Regions from separate parts of the Homo sapiens genome. Here region 2 is linked to region 1. The links are chromatin contacts, found by Hi-C or POLR2A ChIA-PET in ENCODE. All regions are on one chromosome and are shown on one strand. The core of a region is the stretch at or near the end of the contact, and the rest is flanking DNA. Distances in the headings are between cores, read along the strand shown. Region 1 holds the start of SNHG4 (small nucleolar RNA host gene 4). Region 2 holds the start of UBE2D2 (ubiquitin conjugating enzyme E2 D2).

The links. A loop is a pair of places that touch in the nucleus more often than their neighbours do. ChIA-PET counts read pairs that join two places held with the same protein, here RNA polymerase II (POLR2A). Pooled maps may share reads with other maps.
Region 2: a map of B cell shows a loop between it and region 1 (7-fold over the local background). The contact joins the promoter of UBE2D2 here to the promoter of SNHG4 in region 1. A Hi-C loop is called at or near these places in 2 of 168 maps with a recorded cell type or tissue (B cell and CD4-positive, alpha-beta memory T cell) and 8 of 50 pooled maps. POLR2A ChIA-PET finds 5 or more read pairs at or near these places in 3 of 52 experiments (MCF 10A, PC-9 and activated CD4-positive, alpha-beta T cell).

The regions. Positions count from the first base shown.
Region 1 is chr5:139,271,773-139,276,388 of GRCh38, reverse strand. It overlaps SNHG4 (small nucleolar RNA host gene 4), which reads right to left and starts at 2,288. Exons shown (of 7, transcript NR_182757.1): 1 at 2,228-2,288; 2 at 1,775-2,025; 3 at 239-268. It overlaps LOC124901081 (a long non-coding RNA gene), which reads left to right. Exons shown (of 4, transcript XR_007058956.1): 4 at 2,735-3,322. SNORA74D (small nucleolar RNA, H/ACA box 74D) reads right to left here and starts at 209; the gene lies at 66-209. It also overlaps a transcript of MATR3 not described here. RefSeq lists a silencer at 2,215-2,294 and an enhancer at 2,585-2,934.
Region 2 is chr5:139,557,825-139,563,124 of GRCh38, reverse strand. It overlaps UBE2D2 (ubiquitin conjugating enzyme E2 D2), which reads right to left and starts at 1,786. Exons shown (of 7, transcript NM_003339.3): 1 at 1,310-1,786. The coding sequence starts at 1,333. RefSeq lists enhancers at 621-740, 831-880, 2,041-2,210 and a silencer at 1,351-2,010.

The DNA.
Region 1 (4,616 bases), core at 1,039-3,538:
ACAATTCTTATCCTTCCAATGTGGCCCAGGGAAGCCAAAAAACACGCCTGCCTTAATGGATAAGCAACTATGCTGGCATCCTGGGGTAGTCAACACAAGAGTTGGCATGAACCAGGGCCAGAATGCCAACCAGCTATTGGCTGCTGTTCTCCCAGCAGTGTAACACTTGCCTAGGTACAAGACAACCTAGGCAGCTGCCTACAGCTGGAGCCAAGAGAGCTGAAGGGGTTGCACTCACCTGCAGTTGCATCTGCCACAGCCAGCCTCTCTGCAATGAAACAACTCCAGGTTAGTCAGCCAACAGTGAACACGTGTGCAGCTCAGAGTCCCTCCCCTCAAAACACGGTAACTTAGGCCTAAGCCACAGAAACAATAGCAGACAATAAAACCAATAGCTTATCCTTGTTTAGCTTTGTTTTCATCTCTTGTTACTTATACACCACAGCAGTTCAATAGTAGCAAAAGAGTCGATTAAACAAATATCAGGGAGCCTGGCTCTATCCCCTAACCAGTGTCTAGCCAAATGATACTGGGCGAGAAACCTCTCTATACCTCAGTCTCATTTGTAGAATGGAGGTATTATATTACAGGGTCTTTCTCTGCCACCCAGGCTGGAGTGCAGTGGCACAATCATGGCTCACTGCAGCCTCCACTTCCTGGGCTCAAGTGATTCTCCTACCTCAGCCTCCTGAGTAGCTGGGACTACAGGCGTGAGCGAGCACACCAAGCTGAATGGGGATATTACTAATAGTCCTCTGTAAATAGGGTGGTTGGGAGGCTTAAGTGAAATATAAGCTAATCCTCAGGATAATGTCTGGTATAGTGTGGGCACTCAGTAAACACCTGAGGAGCTACATTCCAAAAAAGGCTTAGATGGTGAATATGAGTGAGTAAAAAGGGAAAAGTTATCCAGTGAGAGAAACGGGCAGTGAACAGTGGGAACACTGGATAGAGGAGGGCCTCCAATACTTCCTGAAGGACAATAAAAACAGCACTTGGAAAAATAACTGCAGTATTGGATGTGAGGGGAATTGGAGGCAGTAGTCGTGCCAAGACCTCAACTACTGATTAAAAGCAATAACGAAAATGTTAGGCCGGGCGCGGTGGCTCACGCCTGTAATCCCAGCACTTTGGGAGGCTGAGGCTGGCGGATCACGAGTTCAGGAGATCGAGACCATACTGGCTAACACGGTGAAACCCCGTCTCTACTAAAAATACAAAAAAAAAAAAAAAAAAAAAAAAAAAATTAGCCGGGCGTGGTGGCGGGCACCTGTAGTCCCTGTTACTCGGGATGCTGAGGCAGGAGAATGGCATGAACCCAGGAGGCGGAGGTTGCAGTGAGCCGAGATCGCCCTACTGCACTCCAGCCTGGGCAACAGAGCAAGACTCCGTTAAAAAAAATAAAAATAACCAAAATGTTTGCACAAATGATAATAAATATTCCTACACAGTCACCATTTTTTTTTAGACGGAGTCTTGCTCTGTTACCAGGTTGGAATGCAGTGGTGCTATCTCGGCTCACTGCAATCTCTGCCTCCCGGGTTCAAGCGATTCTCCTGCCTCAGCCTCCCGACTTCAGGCGTGCGACACCACGCCCAGCTAAGTTTTGTATTTTTAGTAGAGACGGGGTTTCACCATGTTGGCCAGGATGGTCTTCTTCTCTTGACCTCGTCATCCGCCCGCCTCGGCCTCCCAAAGTGCTGAGATTACAGGCGTGAGCCACGCGCCCGGCCTCACAGTCACCATTATAATTTATGTAAGGCTAAGATCATACCTTTTTCCAGCCATCCCCAAATTTCACTCCTGACTTCCTCCAAATAATTTAGAGGAACAGGAAAATGAGTAGAGAGGGTTCATTGTTCGCTGGGTCTAAAAACAGATCTAAAAATAGCCTGCCCCTTTCAAGGCTCGGGTTAAAGGGGCTGACTCAGTTCCACCGGACATTTGTTCCTCACAAACCTTCCAAAGTCCCTGCCTCTGGCCCTGGGAGATCGAGGCTCTCGGAGTCAGGCTCTATGGGACTCCCTAGGGAGAAGAGGGAAGAGGGATGGTAGAAAAACAGGGGACGACTCCGAGGCCCAAGTCTCTTTCAGATGCCCTCCAAGCTCGGGATCACGAGGGGACGAACCCCAATTTCGTCCCGTGCCCCGGCAGAAGCCACCCTGCACTGCTTCTTTCCCCAGGCTGGGAAACCTCCAAGGACTCTCCCCTCTGGGTCCTTACTCACGCGCACGTGTTCGGAGCTCCGCAGGGCGCAGCAGCACCGGCAGAGGCCGGAGGGGAAAGGGCAGCCGGGAGCCGAGGGGAACCCCGCCCCGGGGCGGCTACTGGGCGTGGCTTCGGTGGGCGGGGCCCTTGACCCCGCCTAGGAAAGGCCGGGCTTTAAAAAAAAAAAAAAATGCGAGTGCGGTGGCAGAGGTGAACCTGCTTCTTAGAGGAGAGAAGGGCTGGGGTCTGAGCAATGGCTGGGTTTGTTGGACTCCCATCCCATCTCTTAAGGGTAGAAGGGGCGCATAGTTCGCAGCTGCTCAGGAGAGAATCTGTGTGTCCTAGTGGAGCCAGGCTTCCTGCCTGCCCACACTGAGCGCCCCCGGAACGCTGGTTCCGCTCACGAGCGTGGCGCCTTTCCGTTGCTGCAGGCCCAGCCCACGCTTTTGCGCTTCCCACGCATATCCTTTTTCTGGCTTTCTGCGGCAGCGCTGTCATTCGGCTAATGGATCGCTCACCCACGCAGGTCACCTTGGTCCACGGTCTTCGGGATCTTTCCAGGAGGTTTTCGAATAGATTAAGCCAGTCACTCCTACTGCTGACCTCTGCAGGACCGGCCTCCCTAGTGCCCTGCAGTGGGATTCTTCGCCGAGCTGCAGTAACTGAAGAACACTGGCTTTCTCTGCTAGACTTGCCCTGCACCATGGCACAGTCAGGCAGAGTCCTTGGTCAGGACAGACTGCCTGCAAGGCTACCAGGATTTCTTTGGAACACTAAAACTTCCCTCTCCCAGTGGCTAGAGTCCATATGATTCTGCTGGGGTCCAGAGTGGAAGGCCTACAAGCAGTGATTCCCAACTCCATTCTCTAATTCCCCCAAATTCCTTTCCGACACCCGCCCCCCAACAACAACAACCAATCCTGTAAGTTTTGCTGATCTCTTGCACCTGGCACCATTGCCAGGTGAACCCCTGGGAACCAAGCCACTGCCCTTGGCATCTGCCAACATGTTTCATTGTCTATTTCCTCAGCTCTTTCATAATGAAAAAGGTATGCTTCTTGTGCACCCCAACTCTTGCAGACCTCTCCTAAGAAAGCCCAGAGCCCCAGTTTGATTCCAGCAAGAGACCCTAGGCTGTAGGGCCAAAGAGCCACTGGAGGGGAAGTGGCAAGCTCAAATCCTCCCCAGTTTTGATGCAGTTGGACATAGGCTCTGGTTGGGAAAAGGCTTACATAAATACAGTAATTTAAAAAGTCACATGACCAGTGCTGGGCTGGTAGGCAGGAGCTCTGCTTTGCAGTTAAATAGGAATGTGGCTGAAGACTGCTGCCATAATCAATGCCCACATCCGGCTGTCACAGCGTGTTCATAAAGGAAGGTTATGAGAGCTATAAAACCAGGCAGATTGGGTGGGTAATTGTCCTACCGAGCTCTGCTAAAGGAGAAATTGCATTGGCATCTCATATATTTCGCTTTCTTTCCTTCCAAACACACAAAGTGGAGAGGGCAGAGCTACCCTGAAGATTCATGAAAAGGAAAGATAGGGTGTGTGTGTGTGTGTGTGTGTGTGTGTGTATGTGTGTGTGTGAATGTGCATGTGTGCTTTCAGAGAAGAGACAAGAAGTAACTGAGGACAGGGAGCTATGCAGACCTTTGGGGAGAGAGGGACCAATAATCTGGTGATGACTGGATTCAGATTAGTCCAGGTAGAAGGCAGGATTTATGTGGAAGGCCAGCCATTATAAATAAGGCTGTGAGGTAAGCCATATTTTCATGTCCTGTTGAACAAGTGGTCAACTTTTTGGGCTATAGGTCTTTCAATGACCTTTGGAGAAAAACCTAGATGAAGATTTTGTTTCCAACTTAAAAATCCTTCATAGTCAACCTTTTTGACTTCCATCCTTTTAAATTCTGAATTAATTTTGATGGGTTGATTTATGTTTTTTTTACCTGTAATATCAACTATTTTTCTACTTTTTTGTTTCTTCTTGCAAAGACAAAATTATTGAGAATAATAACAAAAAATAAAAGGGAACATTTCTAGAAAAAAAGATGCAGCTAGATGGAAAGCAAAGGACTAGGGGAAGTCCATTAGCTCTGAGTTTGACCTCATAACTTAAAGCTGACCTCAAGTGACACCAGGTCCCCAAGCTTCTTCCCTGCCTTTCTCTTTATCCTCCATCTCTCCTCTCATTCCTGCTTCCCTCCTTGATGCTTTCTGCCTCTAAGACTGCTCTTTTTCTTTCTCCCTGAACAGGGAGAAAAACCACCAGTAGAGAAATATCTAGTCATTTGTTCAGTTAGTCAGTCACTCAGTCAATCAACATTTACGAAACATCTATCATGTGCCAGACTCTGTTCAGATGCTGCAGATAAAGTCAGAACAATAGAGATTCCTGCCTGCCTAA
Region 2 (5,300 bases), core at 537-3,036, 290 kb before region 1:
ATGGATAACCCCAGTACCTACTTCTAAGTAGCTACAGGTATAGGCCGTGTGCAGTGGCTGATTGATGCCTGTAATTCCAACACTTAAGGGAGGCAGAGACAGGAGGCTAGCTTGAGCCCAGGAGTTCCACACCAGCCTGGACAACACGGCAAGACCCCGTTCTCCACTAAAAGGAAAAAGATGTATTGAAGAAAAAAGTAGCTACCGGTTTAATATAGCCAATCTGAGTAGCCAAGTGAAACACCAAACAGAAATTAATAGTGGTGCCTCCCTACTTCTAAGAAAAAAAACATGAAAGTGGCACTAAGAGGTTACAACATCAGAAAGGGAAAAAAAATAAATTTTAAGCCAATCTTATAGTCTAGATGTATTATTAGGAAAACCTCCTTATTGATAACTAAATAACCCTTCACTTTAAAGAGCAAAGAAATCCTTTTTAATACAAAATCTAGTAAAACCCCTTCCCAGTTAAGAGTCTCGGTAAACATATCACCTAATAGCGTCAAGTCCATTTTGCGAAGAGGCTGTGAAAGGAACTTTTGTATAATTTCTCTGGTGGTTTTCAATGTTCAGGTTTCTACCTCTACCTTTGCCAATGTACAGCTTTTCTATTAGATCCAATCCTGCAAAACGGAAGTGTTAGTTTCTAACTACATACAGCAACCTCAAGGAATAAAATGATTCTCCCTCTACTTCCCTCCTCCCTCATTAAGTCACCTTTTTTTTTTCTTCTGAACTTCCAACTCTTAACAGTTTCTGGACAAGCAGGGTGGACCGATGTGTGCTGCCACCCAAGAGGTAAGTGAACTCAGGATATACTTGTGGATCGGGCAAAACGGCTTCCTCTGTCAGCCCGAGCTCAGGCGGTTTTGTGGAGGGAGCTAGGGCAGGTGTGGGAGGAGGGAACAGAAATGGGGCGAGAAGCCCTTTCGACCTCTGTCGAAGGGGCCGCCCAACGCCCCAGCGCCCCCCTCGGCCCCAACCCCGCCATCCTGGCCCGACAATGGCCCTCAAGTGCAGCGGCAGTCCCAGACTGGAGAGAAGCCCTAAGAGTCCACACCATGCGGGCCTGGAAGGGCAGCCGGGGAGGAACGCTGAGGCCGCGAGAGCACCTCCGGCCTAAGCGCGGGCTGCGCGCCGGGGCCTCCACGGGCGCCATCACTGGGAGTGGGGTATGGAGGCCGCCCCGAGGGGCCAGCACCGGCAGCAAGATCCAAGGAGGCCGCGAGCCCGACGGAGACTACGGCGGGAAGTGCAGGCCGCAGCCTGCTCAGCTGGCCAGCAGCGCAGCCGACCTCCGGCCGCTTACCTTGTGGATTCTCTTCAGAGCCATGGTGGGAGGCGGGTGGCGGCGGCCCCCGGGGCGGGGACGGGGGCGGGGAAGGGACGGGGAAGGGGCTAGGGAGCCTGAGGCCGCCTCGGCGATCTCGGTCGGCAGGAGAAGATGGAGAGTTGAGGAAAGCGGGTCCGGCGGGACGGGCTGAGGGCCGGGGCCCACTCAGCTCCTGGGCCTGCCGCAGCGGTCACCGCATCACCCGGCGGCGGCCCCTTTATTCGCCGCCGCCCTAGCCGCCACCGCCGCCGCCGCCGTAGCTGCCTCTTCCTCCCAGGATCAGCGCCGCCTCCTAAACCGCCGCAGATCCCTCCGCCAGAAAGCAAAAGCCCAAGCCTCGGGCTCGGCCGGCCTCTCTTGGTCGGACAGCCGGAGGGATTGCCTGTCTTCCTCCCTGCTGCAGGTGGACCGAGGGACGCGCGGGCGGGCGGGCTGCGCCGCCGGGGTGGGGCCGTCGGAGCACGGGGTGGGCCCGACCGAGGGGCAGGTCGGGAGGCGCGGGGATTGGCGGGCCAGGGGAGGGAGGGCCGAGCCGCGCCGGCGGCGGAGGGATACGGGCCGCCCCTGTGAGTAAGCTACGCACCGCCGTCGCCGCCACGGCCCCGGAGGGCGTGACGCTGCGAAGCCCTGGGCGGAGATCTCGCGAGATCTAGAGCGCGAGTTCTGCAGGCTCCAGCGCCGCGACCGTTGACTTCATTGCTGATGGAAACCCACGCGCGTGTCACAAAAGATCAATAAATATTAAAAGGCGAATGTTGTCCAGATCTCACGACCGTCCCCGTACTAGTCCCGGGAGGAGGCACTTAGGCCCACTGCAGCGCTCCTGAAGGAGGAAGGGACTTGGCCAAGGTCACAGAGCTCTTCTGAAGTCCTGGGACTTAGCACATCTCTTTCCAGAGGCCGCGTGGCTACAGCTCGGGCACCTGCCACGAGGGAGATGTCTCATAGCCGCTCGGGTTGCAGTGAGATTGGCCTTCCGGACCAAGGCCCCAGATGGAGAGGATTTGAATGTTGTGTTCTCAGCCACTGGCATGTATGTGTGCCTTCGAGGTGTCCAGACTCTGCTCAGCTTAGTGAATTGCAAATTGTTACAAGCAAGCACTGTACCAGCTGCGTCAGAAAAAAAATCACAGTGTGTGCCCCAAATAGTTAAAACCAACGGCTGGGCGCGGTGACTCACCCCTGTAATCTCAGCACTTTGGGAGGCTGAGGCTGGCGCATCACCTGAGGTCAAGAGTTCGAGACCAGCCTGGCCAACATGGTGAAACCCCATCTCTACTAAAAATACAAAAATTAGGCCGGGCACGGTCACTCACGCCTGTAATCCCAGCACTTTGGGAGGCCAAGGCAGGCGGATCACGAGGTCAGGAATTCGAGACCAGCCTGGCCAACACAGTGAAACCCCTTCTGTACTAAATATACAAAAATTACCCGGGCATGGTGGCAGGCGCCTGTAGTCCCAGCTACTCGGGAGGCTGAGGCAGGAGAATCGCTTGAATCCGGGAGGCGGAGGTTGCCGTGAGCCGAGATCACGCCAGTTCACTCCAGCCTAGGCAACAGCAAGAATGCGTCTCAAAAAAAAAAAAAAAAAATAGCCGAGAGTGGTGGCAGGTTCCTGTAAACCCAGCTACTGGGGAGGCTGAGGCAGGAGAATCGCTGGAACCCAGGAGGCAGAGGTTGCAGTGAGCCGAGAGCACGCCATTGCACTCCAGCCTGGGCGACGAGCAAAACTCCATCTCCAAAAAAAAAAAAAAAACCAACCTCGTGCTCCAGATACCCATCAGGAGGGTCCGCTGAAAATCAAACCTAGAATATTTGGAATTGTTTTTTAGGAGATGGAGACAAAAAGCTAAATCACTGAGCACCTACCCTGTGCCCAGCCCTACACCATGACTGGTGTGAGATACGGAGCCAAGCCAGGGCTAGAGGCCTTACACAGGAGAATAGTAAAGAATATTTTGCTGGGAGGTAATGCCCACATTCTGAAATCTACCCCTGGCGTTTTCTGATTCTAAATGTCTCCTTTTCGCTACATCCAGAAAGGACCTTGCAGATCATTGATTCTAGCTCCTGAATTTATAGAGAAGAAAAAACTGGAGCCCAACTAAGGGAAGGATCTTGCCAAAAGCCACACAGTAGGTGAGTGGCAAAGCTCATACTGCCTCACCTACTGAGAAGGTTGGACCATTAGGACAGAAGCACCGTGCACCCAGTGAGAGAAAATTGTATCCAGTGGTTCAGGGTGGGTATAGTTGAGGTTGAGGGTAAAATGGAACATCTCACAGCCCCAGATATTTTCTTCCTAAGAAATGTGATGGGAGGGGTACAAAAATCTCCACTGGACAGATTTCTTTTTTTTTTTTTTTGAGACGGAGTCTCACTCTGTCGCCCAGGCTGGAGTGCGGTGACGCTATCTCGGCTCACTGCAAGCTCTTCTCCCGGGTTCAGGCCATTCTCCCGCCTCAGCCTCCCGAGTAGCTGGGACTACAGGCACCTGCAAGCACGCCCGGGTAATTTTTTTGTATTTTTAGTAGAAACGGGATTTCACCTTGTTATCCAGGATGGTCTCAATCTCCTGACCTCGTGATCCGCCCGCCTCGGCCTCCCAAAGTGCTGGGATTACAGGCGTGAGCCACCGCGCCCGGCCGACAGATTTTTTTTTTAAAGTTATTCTCAGTAATAACTTTTGTATTAGAAAAGCTCCTGGACACGCCTGTAATCTCAGTAATTTGGGAAGCTGAGGCGGGAAGATCACTTGAACTCAGGAGTTCCAGACCAGCCTGGGCAATATAGAGACTTCATCTCTACAGAAGATTGTAAAAATTAGCCAGGTATGGTAGCACGCACCTGTGGTCCCAGCTACTTGGGAGGCTGAGGTGGGGAGGATAGCTTGAGCCTGGGTGGTCAAAACTGCAGTGAGCCGTGGTGGTTCCACTGCACCTCAGGTGTGGTGAAAGAGCAAGATCCTCTCTTAAAAAAAAAGCAATATGTATTTGTTGTAAGACATACCTATAAGTAAAGGAAGGAAATAAAAGTCACCCACACTCTCATCATCCAATAATTAACCACTTTTGACATTTGGTTAATGTCCTTCTAGTCTTTTTTTCCCTTACATATAAATATCAATACATATTTTTCTTTGAAAAATGTGGGGTCATTGCATAATACTGTTTGGTAATCTACCTTGAAAATAAACAATATATTGGCTGGGCGCGGTGGCTCACGCCTGTAATCCCAACACTTTGGGAGGCCGAGGCGGGCGGATCACGAGGTCAGGAGATCAAGACCATCCAGGCTAACACGGTGAAACCCCGTCTCTACCAAAAATACAAAAAATTAGCCGGGCTTGGTTGGCGGGCGCCTGTAGTCCCAGCTACTCAGGAGGCTGAGGCAGGAGAATGGCGTGAACCCGGGAAGCAGAGCTTGCAGTGAGCTGAGATCGCGCCACTGCACTCCAGTCTGGGCAACAGAGCAAGACTCTGTCTCAAAAAACAAATAAGAAAATAAACAATATATCGTGAATTTTCCTGTTTCAAATATTTCTACCTTATTTTAATGGCTTTGTATTCTAGCATATAAATGTACCATATTTATTTAACTGGTCACATTTTGGGGAACATTTGTTTCCCATTTTTACTATTAAAATAATGCTGTGGTAAATATCCTAGCTATCCTATAGTTCATCTTTTTTCTTTTTTTTTCTTGAGATGGGGTCACTGTCTCTCCCTCAGGCTGGAGTGCAGTGGTACACGTCAGCCTCCAACTCCTGGCTCAAGTGATCTTCCCACTTCAGCCCGCTGAGTAGCTGGAACTATAAGCTGGAGCCACCATGCCTGGCTAATTTTTATTTATTTTTTGTAGAAACAGGATCTTTTTTTAAAAAAAATCATATGACTCTTCTTGATAAACAGACTCTTAATCTTTATACAGCTCTAAGAGTGCCTTAGGATAAACTCCTAGAAATGAA